Regions from separate parts of the Homo sapiens genome. Here region 2 is linked to region 1. A link is a loop called in an ENCODE intact Hi-C map of the cell type or tissue named here. Cell type or tissue: PC-3. All regions are shown on one strand. Links, peaks and the distances in the headings refer to the core of each region. The heading gives the core; the rest is flanking DNA.

Evidence for each region. Hi-C counts contacts between places; a loop is a spot of excess contacts. Peaks named below come from ENCODE experiments on the same cell type or tissue, not always from the same donor. Only the 100,000 strongest peaks of a DNase experiment are listed, where the experiment ranks them.
Region 2: a loop joins it to region 1, with 9 times the contacts of the local background. A loop is called at or near these places in 1 of 110 quality-filtered maps.

The regions. Positions count from the first base shown.
Region 1 is chr6:55,791,451-55,796,845 of GRCh38, forward strand. It overlaps BMP5 (bone morphogenetic protein 5), which reads right to left. Exons shown (of 7, transcript NM_021073.4): 3 at 2,829-2,977. Among named protein-coding and RNA genes, the nearest start is that of BMP5, 81 kb to the right of the region's middle. In PC-3, for the core only: no CTCF peak of the experiment used is centred there; a DNase peak (open chromatin) is centred at 3,181; H3K27ac peaks cover 1,237 bases.
Region 2 is chr6:55,863,050-55,868,444 of GRCh38, forward strand. The region is part of intron 1 of BMP5 (bone morphogenetic protein 5); the gene reads right to left. Among named protein-coding and RNA genes, the nearest start is that of BMP5, 9.8 kb to the right of the region's middle. In PC-3, for the core only: no CTCF peak of the experiment used is centred there; DNase peaks (open chromatin) are centred at 1,492 and 3,282; H3K4me3 peaks cover 411 bases; H3K27ac peaks cover 4,104 bases.

The sequences.
Region 1 (5,395 bases), core at 158-5,157:
ATTTCAAACCAAACTCTCAAATATGGAATTTGGAAACCTTTTAAAGGAGTAAAACATTAGTTTACTCTAGGCTAAAAAATAACATACTAGTAATTTAAAGTAAAATTACCCATGTAATATAAGAGAAAATTAATCATAGAGAAAGGGAAAGTCAAAATATAGACTAGTTCTCAGAGAGAAAAAGATAAATTGAAAACAACATAGAAGTTAAATTATGGAAATAGTAAAAGAGAGAACCAATACAAGATAAGAGTGGGGGAAAAAACAAAAAGAGAAACTTTAGAAAGTCCACGTGGAGCAAGAGGGAAGATGGAAATTAAAAGGAAACAGGCTGATCATATTTCATAGATTTCTTGATTTGTTTAGTTAGACATTTCAAGCATATCCCCAAAGAGGAGAGTGGGAGAAGCACATACCACTAATTTCATTTTTCTTGTTTGGGCCACATACCAGGGAAGGAACGATTGGCTTACCTCCCCAGTGCCAATTTCCCAGTCACATTTCTGACGATAAATGTACAGTAGCTTAACATTGTAAGAATTCTTGGAAGATTATTTAAATTTGTGCTTTACTCAGTCTACATTTATAATGCTTGAACTCTGAGGATCCTTTAATGATAATCGTAAAGCCATAATTGTACTCTAACCTATAATCCAGAATATTTGAATTGTTTATGAAAATTCAACATTGTAATTAAAAGCTATGGAAAAATCTGGATTTGAGAGCATAGGGAAGGTCTGAACCTTTGCCTATAATACTTTCAGTAAGAACTTTCTTTTTCTAGATCAAGATTTGAGACCCTGCCGGGCGCGGTGGCTCACGCCTGTAATCCCAGCACTTTGGAAGGCCAAGGCGGGCGGATCACGAGGTCAGGAGATCGAGACCATCCTGGCTAACACGGTGAAACCCCGTCTCTACTAAAAATACAAAAAAATTAGCCGGGCATGGTGGCAGGCGCCTGTAGTCCCGGCTACTCGGGAGGCTGAGGCGAGAGAATGGCTTGAATCGGGGAGGCAGAGCTTGCAGTGAGCCGAGATTGCGCCACTGCACTCCAGCCTGGGCAACAAACAGCAAGACTCCGTCTCAAAAAAAAAAAAAAAAAAAAGATTTGAGACACATAAAACACGCACTAGACTAACCCTTTAATATATTCAATTTGTGTGTGAACTTCATTCCATATATACAATCTTTGCAGTCACAGCATCGGTAATGGTATTATCCATAGGCTATGAAACTGGCTGCAGGTAAAACAACGCCATAGTGAAGTCTTAAGCATTTATAGCAATAAATCTCCTTGAAAAAGGTCCAAGACAGACACAGCTTTTACTTACCTCTGTGGTTTATTAAACAAGGCTTTTGTGTAACACCGCAATGAAAAATGAGGGAGGTAGACTGTAGGCCTAATGTTTTTCTTGCCTGATTCTGTGACAACAAGAAGCAGTGAACCTTAAATAAGATACGTTCTCTTATTAATGATCTTTTTAAAAATTATCCTCCCTGTCCCTGGTGATAACATTTTTAGGGTAGAGAATAACAGCACAATGTAGATCTCCATGATGTTTTTTATAAATATTTAAAATTAAATATTAAGTATTTAAAGGTAGGACACCATTAAATTATGTCTTATCCTCCTATCATGACAAATATAATTTTAAATGACCTGCAAGTCTAGATTTGAGTTTAGAGTGTTTGAACTTTGAGTGATCAAAGGGCAACAAAGATCTGAATATATTGGCCTTGGCTTCCTGAGCCTTCTGAGCAAATATGCCAGTATCACCATCACCACAGTCTGCAAATTCTGTTCCATGTGTCTGAATTGCCTGCCCCCCAACTTCTTCCCCTAATCACATCTTCGTGTTTCAGATTATAGCTCAAATCTAGTCACCATCCTATGTTCACAGATCCATTGAACACCTCAGTGTGCTGTGATATGCATTCACTAATACTATTGTGTTATTACTACCTCGTGCATCACTCAAATGCAAGTCTCATAAAGCCATCTGCATTGGCTCACTTTTATATCTCCAGAATCTCACCAAGTGGCTCTTTTGGCTCCATCCCAGGTGTCTTTAGCTGTGTATGTTCTGCTTTCCCATGGTGTCTTTGATGTGTCACTATTTTTCAGTATTAGGGCATATAGTAGGTGCCCAGTAAATACTTGTGAGCATAAGAATTACTTCTGGACCTTCTTAAAAGTGAAGATTTCCCACAGACCCTTCCACAAGTACTTCTGGAGCAGTAGTCTTTGATCAAACATTGCAATATGTAAAGAACTAACTTGGTATTATTTTTCTGCAGTTTTTTGTGACTCATTCCATCCCCATCTCCTCTCTCCCACTTTGTATTATTGGTAGCTCCTTTACTTCCCTAGTGTCTTTTTTGATACATATTTATCATTGTTTTAGTCGAGCTTTAAGACATAATTTGCATATAGTAATATTTATTCTTATTTGATGTACAGTTCCATAAATTTTTACAAATCGTATAGTTGTGTAACCACCACAACTATATTATTTTGGTATTGTTGTATTAGAGTAGTGCTACTTACTTACATATACAGGTCTTCAACACTAGACTAAAAATTCCTTGAGAACAGTAGCAGTACCTACGTCTTCTTTACCTCCCACCCCAGAGCCTGACAATAAATGTATTGGATAAATGTGTTCTGAATTGATTAACTAACTAATATAGTTTTGCACTACCCTATAGAATGCGTTGACTTGGACATCATAAATATAAAACATATATTGGTTATATCACATAAAAAACGATAACTCTCAATGTGTCAAACAAGCTTCACAAAAAAATATATAAAATTCAGTGCTTACCATCCCCTGTTTCTGCACAGAGCTGTAAGCCCAAATTATTCTGGGGATTAATCACCCAATGATTGCTGGTCACAGTGATATCAAAGACAAGCCAACCCACATCTAAAGCTTGGGCCTTTCTTGTGTCTAACAAGAACAGATCTGCATCCCTAAAAAGAAAAGGAACAACAAAAAAAGTTAAAGGTTTAAATGAACATCATTATTTCCTAGACTTAAGTGAAAACATTACAAAAGCAGTTTGTAAAATAACAGCAGTTAGTTAAAGAACAAGAGGAACAAGTGACTCAAGTGATGAGTAATAAGATACAAAACCTTTGTTACTAGGCTCCCAACCAAACCTGGTACAAATTAGTAATCTCTATCTGAAAGTAATTTCCATTTTCCTGCTTTTCATTGGCCTTTATAAACTGACTTAGTGCTCTTAATTTGATCCCTGGTCATCAGTGTTCCCGGTAACCACCATCTGTAAGTAGTCCTCAAAACAAAGGATTAAACTGAATAGAGTCAAATGAAAGTAGTTGTTCCAGTTTGGATGAATGTGAATTCTCAAATGAATGGAACACAGGCAGGATGTAATGCAATCATCTGTTTTAGAAGGAGTTTTCTAATATTTTTTCTATTTTTATTATATAATTATTTTATGGATACCAAACACCAAGAGAGTATTACAGAGTAATACCACTGGTTTAAGGATAAATCCCATGAGTTGAGTGGCACAATCTATGAGAACTTTTGTTAATATCTTCTGCAAGCTTAAGTCCCCTTGGGACAGTAATGGCTGTGAATATGAACTTACTTATATATTTTAGAATAATCTGCACAGTGTTACTGTTATTAACGTTTATGGTTGTATTGCTGAATCTTAATTTTAGCATTATATTTATAAATGTATAAACATTTGTTGAATTATAATGAATAATTTATTATTCTCTTACTACAGGCAGTTTCTGAGCTAAAATTACCTATTTCTGACATTTAATCTTTACAACAGCTCCTTAGTATTGAAAACATTCAGGCTCAAATAGGTTAACTGTAAAACACTGTATCTCCCTCAAGATAGAGTAGAAATAACACCATTATGCATTTTATGACCTTTGATATTGTATTGAATCTATTTAAGAGCATATTATTTATATAGAAAACAATAGAGCTATTCATTGTTTAATATTATTATACTAGGTTAAATATCAACATACTGTGTTAAATACTATTTTACTGCATTTTCTGTCTGTATACATCATAGAAGTCACTTTAAGGGTGGCTTACAAAATGTGAAAACACATTTTTAATAAATCATACTTTTTTAATGAAAAATACTCAAATTTAAAAGTGAACCATTTTAACAAAAACAAAGTTAAAAAATGTGTATCTTAGAAACTACATCTTCGTTTCTTAACTAGATTTTTTTCTATTAATCTAGAGAAATTCAAATAAATGTAATATGATAAGGAAATAATCTAAATATCCTAATACAAACTATGAATGTTTTATTGTCTTTTCACAATTACAGTCATAGTGTTTACCAAAGGAAGGATTGAAACGCTTGCTTTTTTCACATCTGATATAGGATTCAGTTTTAGATACTGCAGACTTATAACAAGCATATCATACAAAGCAGTAAAATGATTCCTTTAGTTCTCACTAGAATTTGTAGAACCCTTTATAGTCCCAGTGTGATAGCAGGTCAGTTAAATTCTTCCTCTTCCTCCTAAATTGAAAAATCCTCCAAATAAGCAGACAAGAAAATAAGAATTGTCTTAAAGTTTTGAGATATTTGGTAAATATCTCTGAGACCTTAATCTTGGAATTAACTCATTTACACTGTTCACTTCTTAAACAGGAGCAGTCACCCTGTACCTTGGGAAATACTTGAGTGCTACACTGATTTCAGGTCTGCTTTCATTTGAAATATGGCAAAAATGTCCTAATCAATTCTGCAAGGCTCATAATGTCATCCCTTGGCATGATATTAATAAAGACATGAAAAACAAAAAAGAACAAGGAGGTAAACTTTCAGAAGCAAAATTAACAAATTTCTTTTGGTAGTCATTTCAATGATATTTTCTATTATTTTTAAATTGTGCCATCTCTTCAGGAAAAAAAAATTCTCCAAACTCTCCATGTTCAAATCCCAAAACTTTCCAGCATGTCTATGAAGGAGACAGTTCCAGTTTAAATGTATATATATATATTTTTTTCTTATGGAATTTGTATTTTTTTTCTTTTTTTTTATTATTATACTTTAAGTTTTAGGGTCCATGTGCACAATGTGCAGGTTAGTTACATATGTATATATGTGCCATGCTGGTGCGCTGCACCTACCAACTCGTCATCTAGCATTAGGTATATCTCCCAATGCTATCCCTTCCCCCTCCCCCCACCCCACAACAGTCCCCAGAGTGTGATGTTCCCCTTCCTGTGCCCATATGTTCTCATTGTTCAATTCTCACCTATGAGTGAGAATATGCGGTGTTTGGTTCTTTGTTCTTGCGATAGTTTACTGAGAATGATGATGTATATATTTAGAAAAAGCATCAAGAATGGCCTAAATATCTGAATTTCGGTGA
Region 2 (5,395 bases), core at 237-5,236, 72 kb after region 1:
GATTTTGGCAGTAAAACAGGCACAGTCTTTCGCACAGTGTCTGGCCCAATAGTAGGTAATCAGCTTATATTTGTTAAATGACTGAATGAATGACCTTTCAGAACTCCAGTTTCCATAGATGTGTGTTGTGGGATCATATCTACTTCCTTGAGGGCTATATACTGCGGTAATTTAGATCAAACCACATAACGTATATAAAGATGCTTTTAAAAAATATAAGCCATTATTATTGTTGTTGTTAAAAGTTGTATACTTTTTAACTTCTTCAAAATTTTGTTACAAAGCAAAGAATAATGGTGAAGAATATAAAAACTGTCGCCAGAGCATGGCTCCAGTAATGATTCTGCCATTCACTAGCTGGGTGACTTTTATAAGTTATTTACCCTCAGAACACCCTCAATTTTTACATCAATACATTGGCAGAAATATATTTACCTATGGAATTAAGATGTGGATAAATTGAAATAACGCATAAAAATCACAGAGTCCAGTCTCTGCCATGGGAACTACATTTATTGTTGTTATTATTCCTTTAATTATCACTGCTACAACCATACTAAGACCTGAAAATTTTATATACGATAAGCAGCCACATAATGACAATGTTTAGGTCAACATGGATTGTATATATAACACTGGTCTCATAAGATTATAATGGAGCTCAAAAATTCCTATCATCTAGTGACATCATAGCCATCATAATGTAGCACAACCAATTACGTGTTTTCAGATATGTTTCAATAAACAAATACTTACCATGGTGTTACAATTTCCTACAGTTTTCAGTGCAGTAACATGCTATAGAGGTGTGTAGCTTAGGAGCAATAGGCTTTACCATCTAGCTGAGGTGTTTAGTAGGATATGCCATCTAGGTTTGTGTAAGTACACTCTATAATATTGGTACAGTGATGAAATCACCTAAAGAAACGTTTCTCAGAAGGTACACCCCCATTTTTAAAGATGCATAACCGTGAATGCATCACACATATAAAAAAAAAGCTCACTTAATTCTGATAAATAAAATTATTCCTCAATGTAAATTACTGAAGAATGATAACTTTTAATGTAAAGTGTAAAGAGAAAAACCTTAAATGGTGGTTCGAATATATCAATAAATATGTAGCTGGAATCTGTACTTATTTTAATAACTACCCATCACAATTAAAAATCTAGCAGTAATTATCACTACGATTTGAGTATGTCCTCTCCTAAGCTCATGTTGAAAGTTGATTCCCAATATGGCAGCGTTTGGAATTGGAACCTTGTGAAAGGTGCTTGGATTATGAAGGCACTGCCGTTATGAATAGATAAATGTCATCTTGTGGGAGGGAGGGAGTTATTGGTCGCCTGGGAATGGATTAGTTCCCTTGAGAGCAGGCTGTAATAAGTCCAGTCTCTCTTGTGTGTCTCTGCACATACTCACGTTCCCTTCTACTTTCCACCAAGAGTTAAAACAGCATGAGACACTCATCGAATGGGCTGCCTGATCTTAGATTTCTCAGCCTCCTGAATCATGAGCCAAACAAACTTTTCCTTATAAATTACTCAGTCTCAGGTATTGTGTTACATCAACACAAACAGACTGAGACATCATATTAATGACTTATCTTCCAGCATTTTATCAAATAATGAGAAAACAATAAATCTATGTTTTCCCACTCAATATATAATGAAATATCAAAAATCAATGTGATGATTTTACAATGTGCATCCTGTAATAGAAGATGTCCACAGTTTATGTATGGCCTTTTGTGTGGCTTTGGAGACCAAACAAATACATTTTCATCCTGTTTAAAAAATTATAAGTTATTATAACAACTCAAGATAATTAACAAAAATATTTAATAGCCGCATCTGAAAAAAAAAACCCAAACAAATCGTCGAGGAAAGTCACAATACTTAAGGCTGAATGGTATTAAGTAGAAACAAAATTATAATAATGATTTAAGTAGTAATGAGAATAGCTGCAAATTATAAATCATAAATTCAGACATGATTTGAGTTACAGACAATACTGAAAGCTCCAGGATTGAAAGATTATTTGAACAGAGTGACTTTCCTGCTTAGAGTTTAAAAGTTTATACACCTAAATTTTCATCATGAATCAACTTCTTAAAAATTAAAACCCTCAAAGTGAGTTGACTTATGAAAATAAGCATTAAAAACTTTTCATTTTTTTTTTACATTCTTTCAAAGGGTTCTTTATAGACTGTCCATGTCTTTACAATCAAATATCTTCTAATTGTATATTACTACCTTGGCTTCTAATTAGTTTCCCCTCCTTAACAAGCAAGGAAATGGAACAGGTAATATCTAAAATTAAAGTAAAACCATGGAATAGTTCTAGGACTCTGACCAAAGGTAGTATGAAAAGCACCTTTCAGCAGCTAATCACAGAAAATGTTGCTTTTGGGTCCTCAGAGGAAAGCACCACAGTCCGTCTCATGAAGGCTCTGACATAGACTGACCTTTTCCAAAGCACTCTAGTGGGGGAACAGAGTCCATCAGCTGTCCAGCTTGAAGAAAGAGTCAATGAAATTCAAGGTTTTTCTTTTAGACAGAGGAAAAATTATGTGCATAATGTTTCAGAATTTCAGCAAGGCATTTATTTGACAAAGTCTTGTAGGCTGAATGTAGATTTCCTCTAACATTAGATCTCCATAGTATATTCTAGTAGAAATAGTTGTAATAGCAGTTGAGACCATTAATTTAGTATTTGTCTCATGTAGGCTCAAAAGTCTAGGACCTTACATTATACAGTCTTAACTCCAATTCTGTATTATGAGCTCCACTTAGATGAGGAAATAGTTTCAACGAAGTGAAATGGTTTGCTCAAGGATACGCAGCTGGAATTCAAACCAGTCTGGCTCCAAAACCCTAACACTGAAACCCTACTAAAACAGTTAAGGGAGAACCAAATGACCCTTCTTCACCCAGAGCAAAGAATACATCTACAAAAATTTTGACATAAAGCATATTTAATTAATAACCTTCATTGCTTCCCCACTAGATAAATAAGTCTTTTGTGTGTCTGCATCAAGGTTATTTGCAGAAGAGCCTACACAGTTTCTGAGTTGCACCCTCTCTTCCTCTTTTAATAATTATATAAGTGAAATTTCCAACTGTAGCAAATTTGATGGAAAACACAAACTGTACTGGAAAGGAGTTGTTCTATTCAGTGTTTCTCTGTGATTGAAGGGCAGGGAGTGGCTCTGGCCTCAAGGTTTAGTGCTTGATTATTTATGAGAACTAAATAGCTGACATACCTGCTCCACTACTAAATTCTGCCTCTCTGAGTCACAGATGGTCTGCCAGAGGAGAATAAAGGTAGCAAAGAAGAAAGACAATAATCCCTATCTACCTCATTCTAACATTATTTATGCCTGCAACATTAACTATGGAATGCGAATGCTGCATGTGAGAATATCATATGATTCCACTCAGAATTCAAAAAAGCTTTAACACACAGTCGTGGATCATCTCAGGAGGTATGGCATACAATTGACAATAAACAGGGATTTGAAAAATATATTGCTCTTCATTTTGCTCTACATACTTGCATATATTCTTCTCGTTCCCATACTGAATTTTTTCATTGGCAATTGCAGTCCGCAGTTCATATTGTGATCTGAAAGTGCTGCTTTTTCTTGTTTTAGGGGCTTCTGTTTTCTGGGTAATTTTTGTTTCTTAATTTCAATTTTCTCTAAAATGGTTTTAATATATCACCTGAAATTATTGACCCATGTACAATTTAAGGATTTTTTCTTTCAGCATGCCATGCTTATATTTACCACTTTATTTCACCAACTCCTGAAGTAATTATCTCTCACACTAAATTATTATTCTCTCTTGAATTTTACTATAAATTAACTAAATAATACAAAGATTAACATATATATCAGTAACTTGCACTGAAATTGAAGTAATTCTAGAACACTTGCTGACTAAACAACCAATGTTTATTTATCTACTTGTGCCAAATATCTTCCATTTGTACCTCAAGATCCACTCTCCACATTTCCCTATTCTGCTATTCTCACCAAAAGACTAACTTTTAGGAACTGCACCAATGGGTTCTGTGGCTCTCTGGCTTTCAGTGAGGGTGAACCAATGGAAGACCAAAGCATATGGTCTGGGTATTTATCCCTTGGTATCTGTATCCCCCCCGCTGAGTATCTAAGGATTAGATGCATGGCATCTTTCTCCCAATGCCACAGTTTCTGTCAGGGCACCTTCCCCACATATCTCTCCTCTGAGCTTTCTGGTAACTATGCCCCCTGCCCAGGAGTAGTGAAGGCTACCCTGCCATCCCAAGATACTATATGATCCCTTGTTTTGCTGCAACAAAACAAAACAAAACCTCTGCCCACAACACTATAAACATTATAACATCATTTAAACTCTCCTAAATAATTCAGTTTGCACATTCTGTCTCTTTTCTTCTGGAAATGCTGATACATCTCAGTGGGTGGGGCAGGCGGGAAGGGATGAATGGGACATGGTTTCTGTTGCCACAACATGTAATCAAACATGTAGGACTAGCATCACGGGCAAGTGACCTGCGCAGTTGCACAGGGTCCCGGGCTTAGAAGGGCCCTGCTCTTGGTGTAATACTCTGCTGCCACCATCTTGAAATTCTTAATAATTTTTGAATAAGGGGCTTGCATTTTCATTTGCATCAGGGTCCACAGATTATGTAGCTGCTCATGCAGATTATCTCAACATTCATCGAGGAAGGTGATCTTATTATCTGCACTTTTTAGATAAGCAACCAGACGCACAAATAATTTAAATAACTTGCTCAAGTTCACGCTGCTAGTAAGCGTGGAATATGGGATTCCAATCCAAGCATTCTGGCTTCCTGTATACTACTCTATTTCTGCCATGGAAGCACAGAAAAGAAAGCAACTAAATTTAATTTATAATTGAACTTTAAAGTCATGTGAGCAGTAATATGCCATGAACTGAAGATTCTGGAGATGGCTGTGTCTCCTATATAGAAAGGGTAATCACAGAGTCAGAACAACAAATAACATTGAACTTTTCATGTCATTATAGCATTAAAATAGCTGAAGGATTTTGTACATGTTAATAAATCTTTTCTTGATTTAGACATGTGTTATAGTCCTGAATAAAATCTAAATAGGATTTACATCTGTTGATCCTGACATTTTAAAACTATTTTCTTTATTCCTAACAACTCCAGGAAACCTGTTTAACAAGAACAATAAAAGTTGCTAATTTTTTTTCTAGAAAGAAATTGAACAAACACAATATTGAAGACAAGGATCTTCATTGTCTTAGAAGTCATAAAACAGCACAACCTCCAGTTTAATTTCAACATCCAACTATTCAGAATTATACAAGGTTTTAGTTTCTAAGAGTTATGTAATAT